Linked DNA regions of Homo sapiens: regions 2 and 3 are each linked to region 1. Evidence: chromatin contacts called from ENCODE Hi-C or POLR2A ChIA-PET data. All regions are on one chromosome and are shown on one strand. Each heading gives the region's core, a stretch centred on a gene start or an enhancer-like site at or near the end of the contact. The rest is flanking DNA. Distances are from core to core; before and after follow the strand shown. Region 1 overlaps BACH2 (BACH transcriptional regulator 2). Region 2 overlaps BACH2 (BACH transcriptional regulator 2). Region 3 overlaps BACH2 (BACH transcriptional regulator 2).

Region 1 (4,599 bases), core at 914-3,413:
TGTAAAAACAACTGATTTTCAGTAAAAGTACAAATAAGCAAGGTTTGTCTCCAAAAAAAACAAAAGTAGACAAACATAAAAATAGTAAAAGACAGAGTCCATAAATAGATTCATACATGTAAAAACAACTGATTTTCAGTAAAAATACAAAGGTAATTCAGGAGAGAAAAGAGTATTTTTAACAATGCTGCGGGAATGATTGGATATTCCTATGCAAAAGGAAAAAAAGAACCTCAATCCATACCTGTTACCTACACAAAAATTAACTCAAAATGGGCCATAGACCTAAATGTAAGGGCTAAAAAAATAACACTTCTAGCAGAAAACAAGAGAAAATCTTTATGACCTTGGTTTAGTTTTTTAGATGTGACACCAAGATGGTTTTTTGGCTTCATCAAATAAAGACTTTCTGTTCCTTGAAAGACACTTTTAAGAGAATCAAAAGACAAGCTACAGACTGGGAAAAAATTTTTACAAGTCATGTATCTGATAAAGGACTTTTATTCAGAATATATGAAGAACTCTTAAAACTGAAAAATAAGAAAACAACCCAATTAAAAATGGGCAAAGAATCTAAATAGACATTTCTTCAAAGAAAATATACAGAGGTCAAATAAACACATGGAAGATTCTCAACAACTTCAGGCATTAGAGAAAGCAAATTAAACCCAAAAAGAAATATGATAGACCTATTACAATGTCCAAAACTAGAAAGAGTGACCATACCAAATGTTGGCAAGGATGTGAAGGAACTGGAACTCATACACTGCTGGTGGAAATGTAAAATGTTACAGCCACTTTAGAAAACAGTGGCAGACTCTTTAAAAGTTATGCTTACACATACCATATAATACATTCTACTCACAGGTATTTACCCAAGAGAAGTGAAAGCATATGTCCATCCAAAGAATTGTATGTGAATGTTCACAGCAGCTTTATTTGTAAATAAATACTGGAAACAACCCAAATATCCACTAATAGATGAATGGATAAAAAAAAAGTTACGCTATATTTATACAATAGGATGCTAAGTAATAAAGGAACAAACTTGATATATGCAGCAACATGGATGAATGGTGAAATAATTATGCTGAATAGAAGAAGCCAGATATAAAAGAATATGTAGTTTATGATTCCATTTATATGAAACTCTAGAAAATGCAAGCTAATATAGAATGTCAGAAAGCTGATCAGTCGTTGTAGCGGTGGGGTACAGAGAGGTACAAGGGAAAAATTATTACAAGGGCCTTAAGGAGACTTTTGGTGATGATGGATTTGTTTACTATCTTTATTGTGATGATGGTTTCACAGTTACATACACAATCAAAACATCAAATTGCTCACTATAAATATGTACAGTTTATTGTATGTTAAAGCTGTTTTAAAAAAATAAGAAAGCCAAAAAGAAAGTAGGACTCGCTACTGGAATTCTTACTACTCTAGCAAACATTACAGAAAAACTATGTAACTATATAAATTAATTACAGATACTGTATTTTAAAATACCTCAGCGGGGCCAGGCACAGTGGCTCACGCCTGTAATCCCAGCACTTTGGGAGGCCGAGGCGGGTGGATCACCTGAGGTCAGGAGTTCAAAACCAGCCTGGCCAAGATGGTGAAATCCCGTCTGTACTAAAAATACAAAAATTAGTTAGGCACGGTGGCACATGCCTGTAATCCCAGCTACTTGGGAAGCGGAGGCAGGAGAATCACTTGAACCCAGGAGGTGGAGGTTGCAGTGAGCTGAGAATCGCACCATTGCACTTCAGCCTGGGCGACAAGAACAAAACTCCCTCTCAAAAAAAAGAAAAAGAAATATTTCAATGGATATTTTTTAAAGCAAAGAACCTTTTGTAAAAGTAATCTTGACTGTTGAATGCATCTTTTTTCATGACTGCTATTGTGATATATTGTGTTTCCTTAAAGGGGATGTACATCAATTCAGCTGGGATAACGACAGCACAATTCCACATCTTTCTAAGAGCTGAGCAACTATTGCATTATGGCAATTGTGCTTTGCCTTGAAGTGGCAGAGGGCAGATGCAATAGCTGACTCTACTGAGTCTTCAGTGTGCAGACAGTTTGGTTCACTTGTTAAATATGTATTGTGATTTGATGTTTACTCTACTTGGCATCTCAGCCAAATTTCACCTTAGGAACTTACATATACTTCATCAAGACAACATTACAAATACTTCAAAATGATTCATTTCCTCTTCACACAAATCTAAGTTAGTCCTTGCATAGAGGCTATTTACATGTGAAATTTCTTTTTCAGCCTACTAACAAAATCAGAACCACCAAGTTTTAAAATACCAATGTGTTTTAAATGTTTTAAATGTTCTATTAAAAGATCTGGCTTTGTTACCATGGGGTAAAAGAATGCGGTAAGTAGGAAGCATAAAAGTCAGCTGTGGAACTTGACTTTACAGATATGTTTCCTGAGCTCATTGTACAGAGTAAGCACAAATATGCTGATTGGTAATTCCCCTCCTTCCTGCCATGCTCATGGCAGTGGGACACAGGAACCATGATGTTCTTTCTCACCTCCTCTCTCTGATCCTACAGCTGTGGTGACTCAGCCTTTCTTTCTTTCTTTCTTTGTTTCTTTCTTTCTTTCAGGGTGTGAACGGCATGTCTGTGGATGAGAAGCCTGACTCCCCCATGTATGTGTATGAGTCCACAGTCCACTGCACCAACATCCTCCTGGGCCTCAATGACCAGCGGAAAAAGGATATTCTCTGTGACGTGACTTTGATCGTGGAGAGGAAGGAGTTCCGGGCCCACCGGGCTGTGCTGGCCGCATGCAGTGAATATTTTTGGCAGGCGCTGGTTGGACAGACAAAAAATGATTTGGTGGTCAGCTTGCCTGAGGAGGTACAGTAATTTGGTTTGTGTGATTGTTAATGAATGTTTATTGACTTACAGAAAACTGGCTGACTAGGAGCTAGAAGATGTACTAGGTGCCATGTCCCCACTCAGGAGTTGATGTCCAAGTCACATGTTAGGTCTGTGGCATAGTCAGTTTCTATTTGATACACTTAAAGTCTCAGAGGCACAGAATGTGAATATCTTTCTTGAAGGGAACTGAACCTCACCTGTGGCTCAGTCACTTGTAGTTTCTAGTTCACTTACCCTTCAGGTTTTGAGTGGTTCAGCCTAAGTTTGGCACAGTCCTAGATGTGGGATCTGAATCATTGCTATGATTTCTGTCTTTCAGATGGTGTAAGGATCACTAGATTTCCCTTGAGAGTAAAAGATCGAAAGCATTCACAGCACCTTCTTTGCTTGGGGGAAAAATAAAAGCAACTAGTAATTTTCACCATTAATTCAGTAAGATTCTAAGAAGTGTAAACTTGCTTTTCTCACCGTTGTTGAAAACAGCCCACTCAGGTTTCTTAATCACATCAGTGAATACGGTTATTTTGGCACTTTGGGAACACTAGTAGCTGGACCTGGTCTGTCCAGAGATGACATTTAATTGGATGGTTTAAGTTGTAGGACCCCAAAAGATGGGCTTCACAATGGCAAACCATTAAATGGTCATCCTTTGAACCATATATACACTACCTCTTGGTTCATCATCCTGACTTCCGTCATTCCTATGGGACTAAGGATAATACTTTGTGTTCGGGCAGAATCATTCCCTGTGTACCACCAGCGCGGTGTGCATCTCTTGGGCCACCACCAACAGTTACACAAGCTTTGTACTTTGTAACTCCCAGGAGTACAACTCACATCCATAGTTTTTGCAAATAGATTCCCTAGAGTTGTGTGGTGTTTGACTAAGCAGCTCTTCACAGTGATCTTAGGAGAAACCAAAGACCCCATCACCCAGATATGATGCTGATGGTTACAACCAGTATTAAATCACAGAAGTCACAAACCAGACGCCTTCAGGGGCCTGGCAAATAATATAAATGAGTGAAGTAGGTTGTATATAGGACAGTAGGAAGTGATGGGGCAAGCACCTGCTCCACCAAAAGGCATCTAAATTCAACAAAAAACAAGAAGCCAGGTGCAGTAGAGTGCACCTGTAGCCCCAGCTACTCAGGAGGCTGACACAGGAGGATCCCTTGAGCCCAGCAGTTCGAGACAAGCCTGGGCAACATAGCAAGACCCCATCTTTAAAAAAATAATAACTTGGGAGGCCGAGGCGAGCAGATTATGAGGTCAGGAGTTTGAGGCCAGCCTGCCCAACATGGTGAAACCCCATCTCTACCAAAAATACAAAATATTAGCCAGGCATGGTGGTGTGTGCCTATAATCCCAGCTACTCAGGAGGTTGAGGCAGGAGAATGGCTTGAACCTGGGAGGCGGAGGTTGCAGTGAGCTGAGATCACGCCATTGCACTCCAGCCTGGGTGACAGGGCGAGACCCTGTCTCAAAAAAAATAATAATAATAATTAAAATTTTAAAACACTATTTGTGTTTGTCTATTTGATAGACAAACAAGATATGGGTAGTGGAGGTTTCTTCAAATCCCAGACCCTTGTTAAGCAACATCTGCTATTACCCCTGCTGAGCAGGAAGGCAACCAGCTGATAAAAATGAGGACTGGGGCCAGGTGCAGCAGCTCACACCTGTCATCCTGGTACT
Region 2 (4,708 bases), core at 2,083-4,582, 180 kb before region 1:
GGGTACATTTTTTGTCCATATTCAAACAGAAGGTATTCTGTACCTAGTGACTTCTTTTCAGATTGATTATAAAAATATTGAGAACTTTGGAAAAGGCTGATAACTCATTTCACAGTGTTCTCATCTTTAGTACCCAAGTAAAATTTTACATACTTGGGCTACTTGATAGAAATGCTCCACTTAATTTCAAAAAAAAAAAATTAAGTGGATTATGTGGCGTAGTTGAAGTTCCAGCAACTTTGACATTGTGACTTGTTTAATATTCTTGAGGAAATTCTACTTCTATTGGCAGAAGAGAGTAAATTTATACCCTATGGAGGATTTGAGAGAATTTACCCCAAAATATCTTCCTGTAAATTCAAATTTTCTTTGAAGTGTTTTTAATCCTAAAATTTTACATGGATTGTTCCCTGTGATATGTGATAGGTCCATGTTTGTTTTCATGTAAAATAATTTAAAATTACTTGCCACTTAAATTAATTAGGTCCTATAGTAGGTAATGACAGCTGGTATAACAGATAAGCCCTCAAAATTGAATGGTTTGACACAACTAGTTTCCTTTCTTGCTCAGCTCTCAGCCCAGTGGAAGTATTTCTGATCAGTGAAGTGCTTTTATTGAGAGGTGATTCAGGAATCCTGAACTCAGGTGCCTTCCGTCTTCTGGCCTCACCATCTATTTTGTCTGCTCAGGCTGCTGTAACAGAGTACCACAGACTGGGTGGCTTAAACAACAGAAATGTGTGGTCACACAGTTCTGCAGACTAGGAGTCGAAGATCAAGGTGTCAGCAGGGTTGGTTTCTTCTGCGGACTGTGAGGCAAGGATCTCTTCCAGGCCTTGCTCCTTGGCTTGTAGAAGGTCACCTTTTCCCGAGTCTCTTCACATCATCTTCCCTCTTTTCCTGTGTGTATCCAAATTTTCCCTTTTTATAAGGACACCAGTCATATTGGATTAGGGGCACACTCTCTTCCAGTATGACCTCATTTTAACTAATTACATCTGTAATGGTCCTATTTTCAAATAAGGTCACTTTCTGAGGTACTGGGGGTTAGGACTTCACCATGTGAATTTTGAGGGGACATAATTCATCCTGTAACACCATCTTGCAATTGTCTGCACCTCACTTCTTAATCACAGTCGCCTTGAAGTAAAGCACCATCTTTTCTCATATTCCTTTGTTGAGCACTAGTCACGTGGCTGCACCTGGAGGTGAAGTGGCCTGGGAAATGTAGTCCCGTGCTGAATAGTGATTGTGCTAGATGGCCACATGCACACACAGGAGCCACCCCATCTTTCTCAGAATGTGTATCAAACTCTCCTGTATCTTCCAGTGCTTCTGAGCACACCTGTCCAGAGAGCTCTCAAAAAGGTAATCAGTGTTCAAGTTTGAGAATCCTATTCTAGCATGGCTAGGAATGCTTTTCAGTTAACACCCTAAGGATTTATATGTAAGTGAGTGCCTAAGGTTGCTTACTGTTTTGTTTTCTTAAGAATCTAATATATTCTCAAGGGAATTTTACTTACACTAGGGTTAATCACTTTTTCTTCTTGTGAAACTAGTGAAATCCAAATGAATGAAGTTTAACTCTTAGCCAAAAACTTAGCTTGTGGTTAGAGTGATTTTCTACAGTACAGTAACTTTTTTTGTTACATGTTCTACTATTGCTGAAAAATGATATATTTCCAAGAGGGAGAAAAGGATATTGTGAGTGCAGAAGACGGTTGTATAACCTGCTTTGCTTATCTCAAATGGCTAGACTTTAGTATTTAATTAAAGAAGTCTTGCCTCTCCTATCAAGTTAGTCATTATTTTGAAGGTTGAACGTGGGTTTTGTAAGTGACTAATTGCTTTGTATGTTCCTTTTCAATTACAATAAGAAGTTATGAATTCTCTACATTTAGAACTGCTAAAAATTATTTAGATTTACCTGTTGAATAGGTTTATTCTTTAAAAAAAAAAAAAGGAATCGAGAAAAAATTTCCACTGTAAATTTTTGGATTCTCCAAGGAATTTGTAAGAAATCTCCCATGAAAAAGAGAGTGATAGCAATTTGAAAAGGATAAGTAGTTGCAGTCTGAAAACTCAGTAGGTAGTGTGAAAGCACATTAATACTGAACCATAATATGTAATGTAAGATTTTAGTCATTAAGAAACCACTATATTGCTGTCTTATTGTTCTGTTACTTTAAAACACAGTTTTTACCTAAAGACTTAAAACCCACCAATGGTATTATAAATTTCCTTTTGGTCAAAAAACTGACAGTTGTACTGTAGCAAAGCTAGTCATTTGAACAGTGGCCTTTTCATTTATAATGGTTATAGTTTTTAATATGTCAAAATCTTAGCAAGTATTCGAGTCATTTTAAGAATGAATTAAATCCTCATTCATTTTGATATTATGAATTCAGATTTTAGAGAAGGGTCTAGGATGAAGTTTGTCCTTTGTAGATATTTGATAAATAATCATTATTTTAAGTATTACCATTTTATGGAATCCCTGTTTGCCAGATACTGCATTAGCCTCTTTACAATAGACTATATTATTGCTAATTTTCAAACCCAATTTGCACAGTAGTTGGTATTATTCCCACTTTACAGATGGGGAAACGCAGAGACCCTTAAGTAATGAGCCCAATAATCACGTGTCTAGATAAAGCAGATCCAATATTTGAATTTGGATCTTAGTGACTCCAAAATCCATGCACGTTTCCATTCCGTCACATTGGAATGTCCTAAGCGTATTTGTTGAATTGAATTCGAAATATATTGAGTAAATTTGCAATGAACTAAACACAAATACAAAATCCCAGAATGAATGTTTTAGTTCTTAAAAGAATGAGCCATTTGCAAATGTGCGGATGAATGCAGTAGTTGAAAATTTGTTCCATCTAATCATTAAAGCAAGTCTCTAGGACTTTTACTCGGTGACAGTTTAGTAGACTGCCACTTCCTTAAATATGTGAGCAGTGTTTGATTCAGAATACTTCTTAAATATCCATTATGTGACCAAATTAGAGTTCTTTAGAACTCTTACAGTTCCTTAAAACTGGTTTCTACTTCACACTCTCACACTTGCCCTCCTTTCTGAATGTGGCCAGGTTATGCAGGTCTTACTGATTTACAGAAGCAAACACAAGAAAAGGTAGCCTTAAGTCACGGATGGGCCTGGCCCGAAGGCAAGATGAAGAAAACCAGTGAGAAGCTCAACCAGAAACCTAAAATGAAAGAAAGCTCTCCTCTTGAAACACTTCACCTTTTCTCCTTTCCTAGCAAAATGATAGGCCTGATTTGTGATGGTTCAGAGTTGCTATCTGCATCATTTTCAGTTTCATCCAGTTTACTTTCTCATAGTTTCTGCCGAGCAATTATGGCCAAGCCACATCCCCTGTTTGGAACTTGGTGTCTCCATATGTGAAACAAAGCAGTGGAATTAGATCAGAGTCGTTGGTCTGGGGTCTTAGCCTAGGTTGGCTTCAGGGGTTGTCTCTAAAATGCTGGGAAGTGAATACAATATTTGGTATGCATATACATTTTTCTGGAGGGAGAATGGTTCATAGCTCCCATCAGATTCGCCAAGGGGCTTCAGCTTACAAAGAAATCAGTGGGCCAGATTATCTTTGAAGTCTGTAGGGACTCTAGCATTTTAGTTTTCTATAAATTTTATCGTACACAGACTATCACAGGCAAGATAGTTGAGAAAATAAATGGGTTTTGTTTCCTTTCTACAGTGTGACATGTAAGGGAAACTTGGAGTGTTTTTACTATAGACAACTGCTTTTCTGTTCTGTAAGATAAGTGTTCTGGAATGTTTGTGGATAGTGACAAAATTCTGTTATTAGCAGAAGAGCAGAAATAGTAAATCAATTAGAAGTGATTCACATTTTGGTGATGAATGAACATTTTTTCAGGCCTGAATATTTCTTACAGTTATCTGTAATGGTAGCTTAAAGAGTCATTTAAAATAGCACTTTCCTATTTGGAATCTCAGACGCTTGGAATGTTAGTGCCTAAAAATGCTCAGAGTTGGCTGCTTGCGGTGGCTCACGCCTATAATCCCACCACTTTGGGAGGCCCAGGAGGGCGGATCACAAGGTCAGGAGTTCAAGACCAGTTTGGCCAACATAGTGAAACCCTGTCTGTACTAAAAATACAAAAAGTTAGACGAGTGTGGTGGTGTGCACCTGTAATCCCAGCTACTCGGGAGGCTGAGGCAAGAGAACCACATGAACCCCTGTGACAGAGGTTGCAGTGAGCCGAGATCATGCCGTTGCACTCCAGCCCAGGTGACAGTGCAAGACTCCATCTTTAAAAAAAAAATGCTCAGAGTTAATAGACCAATTCCTACCCCAAAGAAGCAGAGGCTTCAGAGGGGAGATGATATATCTTTGGTTCTTTCACTGCCATAGTCTCTGTTTGGAGAGCATACTGTCCTGCCAGAGAACCTTCTCATATGTGTCATGGCTCAGCAGATTAACCAACCTGAAGCAAGATCCCTATTGCTCAGCAGATAAACAGATGAAAGAATAAAGAAAAATACTTGAGCACCTCCTCCTTCTGGTAGGGAAGAAAAAGAATTAAGTAGCATCCCCTGTCCAGCTGTTTAGTTTGAAGCCAAAGGAAGCCCACTCTTTTTTTTTTTTTTTTTTTTTTTTTGAGACGGAGTCTCGCTCTGTCGCCCAGGCCGGACTGCGGACTGCAGTGGCGCAAT
Region 3 (4,748 bases), core at 1,756-4,255, 210 kb before region 1:
GGACAGTATAAATTACTGCTTTTTACCTATCTTGCTTATAGGGATTTCATATAAGATTTTGTTTGATTGAAGATTTCACTTCAGAACAAGTTTGGAAAGCTACTGTTCTATTCCTAAATTTCATTTACATTTCTATACCAAAGGTTTCATTTTTATTTTGATGAGATGGTTTCTACTATCATGTTAGTTCACATAAGGCAACACTTCTCAACTTTAGTTGCACAAAATTGGGAAGCTTTTCAAAAATACCTCCCCACTCAGGGATCCTTGTATAATTGAGCTGGAGGAAAGGGGCCCAGGCACCAGTATTTATGAAAAGCACAAATACCTGTAATAAAATGATTCTGCAGTGCTTAGAAAACCAGGTAGTTAACTATGAAAATACTGAAGTTTTAAATTGCTAATTTTTCTTTCTTTTTATTAACTATGCTGTTATTGTTTTTCTTGGCAGTCAAGCTAATGCAATTTAAAGTTTGTATTATGGTTTTGAGACCTCAAACAGCATTTAATAGACGCCATCATCTGTGGACAATTTTCCTAAGGCTTCTGAAATTAAAAATTTCCTTTTCTGTCACTCTCTAAAAACCTACATGCAGCAGAATTTTAATGTCCCTTATTGATAGAAATAGCTAACACAACACCTATTTCAGATCATGGAAATGAGGACTGACAAGGGCTGTGGGTTTAAGAAGTTTACATAGGTAGTGGCCTTCCTGGCACCCTTGTTAGCCTGAATAAACAGTCCTCCCCTGACAAATCCTCTGTAGCTCTGCCACATTGATAAAATCTGACATTCTGGTTAGTCACTTTTTAATGATATTCTTTCTTTTGTTCTTGATATGTTAGAAACCAGCCCTTATTTTTTTCAGTGTGTGGGAAAGAATTAACTTTAATTTCCTAATTCGGTAAAATGGGCTGCTAATGCAGACCTTATTCTTAGGGGGACAGGAAGAAAAGTGACCTAATTTCTATATATCAAATACATCTTCCTTCATACATTTAAAAATGTATAGAGTTATAAAGGACCTTAAATCCTGTAGCGGAGAAACTCTGGGGTAAATACTTTGGAAACATTGTGAAAAAATTCTATAAATTCTGATAGTAGGTTCCATTTCATTGCTGTGTACTATTAAAAAGTGCAGATGTAAATAAGCATAAGTTTTGCAGGTTGTCAATTTGTTACAAGCGGCTGCATGTTCTTATTCTTCTGAAGTGTCATCTCTTTCAATGTGGGCTGTTTAGGCGGAAAAAAAAAAACTCAGAAAAATACACACTTGGGATCAAACCCTTAGTGCAGAAAAAAGAATCAAAACCTGTAGTTAAGTTGGTTATTTGCAGTGGTGGTATGTCATCCTGTGTGAGACTGACGTCAGGCAGATTGAATGCAGAGGCAAACTTCGGGAGCGTGTGTGTGTGTGTGTGTGTGTGTGTGTGTATGTGTTTTAAAGCCCCACTCCCAGAATATGAAGTGAGTATGAAGGGCACCACAGCAACCCCTGGATCTCTCAAGAATGTACCTGTTTTTAACATGCTGGATCAAGTGTCAGCACTCAGTAGATGAGGAAGGGGTAGAGCCCGACTTGTACAGATTCCGCGGATGGTAAATGGCCCTCTGGCGTGTTTACAATACAGCTGTGCATTCTTAATGGCTCTGCCGCTGCCATGTCAGGTAAAGTTTTCTTTGTACGTGATGAATGGCAGAGAATTCTTTAGCAGAAGGAACCAAAGGAGCTGGGAGGAGGAAAGGGGAAGAGAAGAGCGGAAAAGAGAGAGAAAAAGAAACACACAGCTCCAGAGGGACATAGCCTGTGCTTTGCAGTTGCTTGTGTGGATAGAAACCAGATGGTAAGCTGGAACACCCGCTTGGCTATCTGAGGAGCCAAACATATGGTTAATGGTCGGGAGAAATAGCTTTCAGAGCCAGGGCTTTGCTGACTGCCTCATATTACAGATTGTTACAGTGTGTCATTACATTGCCAACCTAAGTGCTTAATACCCACTGCAGGCGCTGGGCATACACTTACAAGAAAGACTTTTAGCTCTTTGCTGGCTCTAAACAGAGAAGTGACATCATAGGGAGGCTGAAAATGTCTGGTGTTGGAGGTGGGGAGAAGGATAATTTTGTAGTGGAAACAACAATTTTTTTTCTTTTTTTTACAAGCCTTCACTCCACTGAAGTCTACTGTTTTCTGAGAACCTTTTAATACTAGACTGGTTCTCTCACTCTCTCAATCTCTCTTGCGTGCACTCTCACTCTCTGTGTCACACACACACACACACACACACACACACACACACACGGAAAGGAAACCGAAATTCACAGCCCAGGCCATGTCCCCCAACTCCAGTGGATTTGACAGGCCTCGTTCACCTGGAAGCCACATCACTGACTCAGAGGCCCTGCATTTGAAGTTTCTGTTTGGGGAGCTTTGGGCAACAGCAGGCCTGTGTTATCTAAGGAACTGCTGAGCCCATTCATCTGCTTTTCACGGCCCGTTTCCTTTTATTTTTAGCCAAATCCGTCAGGCCTGACAGGCGGGTAATTCGAGCCAGAGAAAGGGCAGAGCTCCAGGTCCTTTCCACAAAGCAATTCTTCTCCTCCCTCCTGGGAGGGCTCCAGACTTGGCCTGCTTCAGGCAGATGGATTTGTTGAGTCATGTGAGATCATTTACACAAAAACACAGTGAGGCAGTGGAAATTAAAAAAAAAAAAAAGAAAGAAAAGAAAAAGAGGAGGGTGGGGGAAGAGGAAAGAGGGGAAGCCAGGGGAATGTGCGCTGCCCTGCTGCTGAGGAGCATAGGAATTTTGCAGTGAGGCAGCTAGACTGAGGAATGCCTAGAGTCATTTGTGTATAAGGTAATGTCTAGTTTACAGAGTGGGGCGGGCCAGGCGAGGACGGCGCCTCCAGCAGCTTGCCTCTGTTTAAAAGAAGAAGGTGTTGGGAAACTTTAAAAAAATTTTTAGAGCAACACCCACCAAACAAAGACCACACTGTTGACAGCGTTGGGTTCCAGTAGCGGTAAACTACCAAGGGGCTGGTTTACAGAAAATGAGTTTGCTCTGTGATGTCATACAAGTTTGCTTTGTCCTGACGCCAACATGACACTGAGGCAGCAGAGGAGGGAGAACAGGAAAATTGGAACCGTACTCTTAGTTAATGGTTTCCAGAGATTATTTAGCAGGACTTGAACAGAGGGAGGAAAATATTGTGAAGGATTGCTGCGAGGTGTACCATAATTGCGGTAGGTAAAACAAAGTCATTACTATGGTTTTCTTGCTCAAGAAGGATTGAGCAATGACTTCAAAATGCCAAGTAAGGTATTATTTTTCCCTACCACAGTATTTATTTTCCTTTAGCTTCTGGGGCATTAAAAAAAAAGACCAACTCTCACATCATGGCAAACAGTATTAATGTTAGTGAATCAATTTTGTTTACTGTTTATACCACAAGCCTTTAAAACATTCCATTAAAAAATTGTCTCCCGCTCATTCATGAAATTCTTTTTTTCCTTCAAATTTGCTTACATGCATTAGCTTTGTTTGGATAGGGACTTTTTCCCTTTTTGGCTGGAGTAAAAGAATGCATAAAAGAATAGTGAGTAGATTATCTAAATGTACATTCTTACAACAAATGTAATGAAAATATGCCGCGTGGATGAGAGGGAATATTTGAAAACAGAAAGAAAAACAGAAATGGGGAGCATTTCAAAATAGTCACCCTGATTATCTTTGTTATGATGCATTTCTTCAATTCTGCATTTATTTAGAACCCTATTGTGCAGCTATTTCTTTTAGCCACCCTAGATAGAATGTAGGTCAACATCAACATTGTTCCTCATATTTTGTTGGTATTTTAAAAGTTGAAACATTTTGCAGTTTTTTCCAGAGCTAGATATTCTTAGGTTATTTAGACGGTTTTAGTGACCATAGAACTTCACGTATAAACTCCTTCTGTTAATAGCTACCACTGAATTTTGATAGTAGACACTCAGATCACACCTTGACCTGGAGTAAACAAGGCACTGATGATATTGATGATAACATAGTCCAACACTGAAGCTGTTCCACTTCTTCCAGGCAACTCTGATGGTCTTACTCTGTGTAAGTTACAGCTTTTACTTCGCTCAAGGAGAGAACTGGTAAATTTTTATGGTTGTTAATTGTTTACATTTTGGGGACCCCAAGTTGCATGGTGCCACATTATTATAATGTGATTATGAGTTGGCATGATTTTAAGTCTACCCATATCCTTGAATGTTCCCTCCCCGTCAGGATTTCCCAATCTCAGCACTATTGACATTTTGGACCAGTAATACTTTATTATGGGGTGTGTCCTGTACGTGGTAGGATCTTCAGTAGCATCATTGGTCTCACCCACTAGATGCCAGTAGCACCCTCCCCCGGGTCATGACAACCAAAAATGTCTACAGCATTGCCAGATGTCCCCTGGGAGACAAAACCACTCTGGTTCAGAACTTCTGCTCCACATTTCTTACTCTGGTTTAGAAGCTCACGCTTTACGTCATGAGCTGGCTGCTCAGTTACTTCTAAGATTGAATTAAAGGATATGAAATAATGTTTTAAGTTGGAATTCCAAGTTAAGTAAAGTTTTTGAAGGTGCAGGCAAGAGTACTTTTGAGTATGGTTATGCAGAACAACCTCTCTCTTGGAATTGCGACCTTAGCAGGTGGATCCCCTCAGGACTCCCTTACAGTGAGTTTCCCAGTGCTGTTTAAGAGGAAATGACC

Evidence for each region. A loop is a pair of places that touch in the nucleus more often than their neighbours do. ChIA-PET counts read pairs that join two places held with the same protein, here RNA polymerase II (POLR2A). Pooled maps may share reads with other maps.
Region 2: a pooled map shows a loop between it and region 1 (3-fold over the local background). The contact joins two enhancer-like sites. A Hi-C loop is called at or near these places in 4 of 50 pooled maps. POLR2A ChIA-PET finds 5 or more read pairs at or near these places in 5 of 52 experiments (AG04449, PC-9, Panc1 and 2 more).
Region 3: a map of endothelial cell of umbilical vein shows a loop between it and region 1 (11-fold over the local background). The contact joins two enhancer-like sites. A Hi-C loop is called at or near these places in 3 of 168 maps with a recorded cell type or tissue (aorta, ascending aorta and endothelial cell of umbilical vein) and 10 of 50 pooled maps. POLR2A ChIA-PET finds 5 or more read pairs at or near these places in 3 of 52 experiments (AG04449, AG04450 and MCF 10A).

Annotation. Positions count from the first base shown.
Region 1 is chr6:90,006,880-90,011,478 of GRCh38, reverse strand. It overlaps BACH2 (BACH transcriptional regulator 2), which reads left to right. Exons shown (of 9, transcript NM_021813.4): 6 at 2,623-2,877. The coding sequence starts at 2,635. Among named protein-coding and RNA genes, the nearest start is that of GJA10, 110 kb to the right of the region's middle. Within about 2 kb of position 2,163, at least 2 of the 41 ENCODE cell types and tissues checked have a DNase peak (open chromatin) inside an H3K27ac peak, as active enhancers do; they include endothelial cell of umbilical vein, where a contact is called at or near this core.
Region 2 is chr6:90,189,560-90,194,267 of GRCh38, reverse strand. The region is part of intron 4 of BACH2 (BACH transcriptional regulator 2); the gene reads left to right. Among named protein-coding and RNA genes, the nearest start is that of BACH2, 100 kb to the left of the region's middle. Within about 2 kb of position 3,332, at least 2 of the 41 ENCODE cell types and tissues checked have a DNase peak (open chromatin) inside an H3K27ac peak, as active enhancers do.
Region 3 is chr6:90,216,473-90,221,220 of GRCh38, reverse strand. The region is part of intron 3 of BACH2 (BACH transcriptional regulator 2); the gene reads left to right. Among named protein-coding and RNA genes, the nearest start is that of BACH2, 78 kb to the left of the region's middle. RefSeq lists an enhancer at 2,854-3,512. Within about 2 kb of position 3,005, at least 38 of the 41 ENCODE cell types and tissues checked have a DNase peak (open chromatin) inside an H3K27ac peak, as active enhancers do; they include endothelial cell of umbilical vein, where a contact is called at or near this core.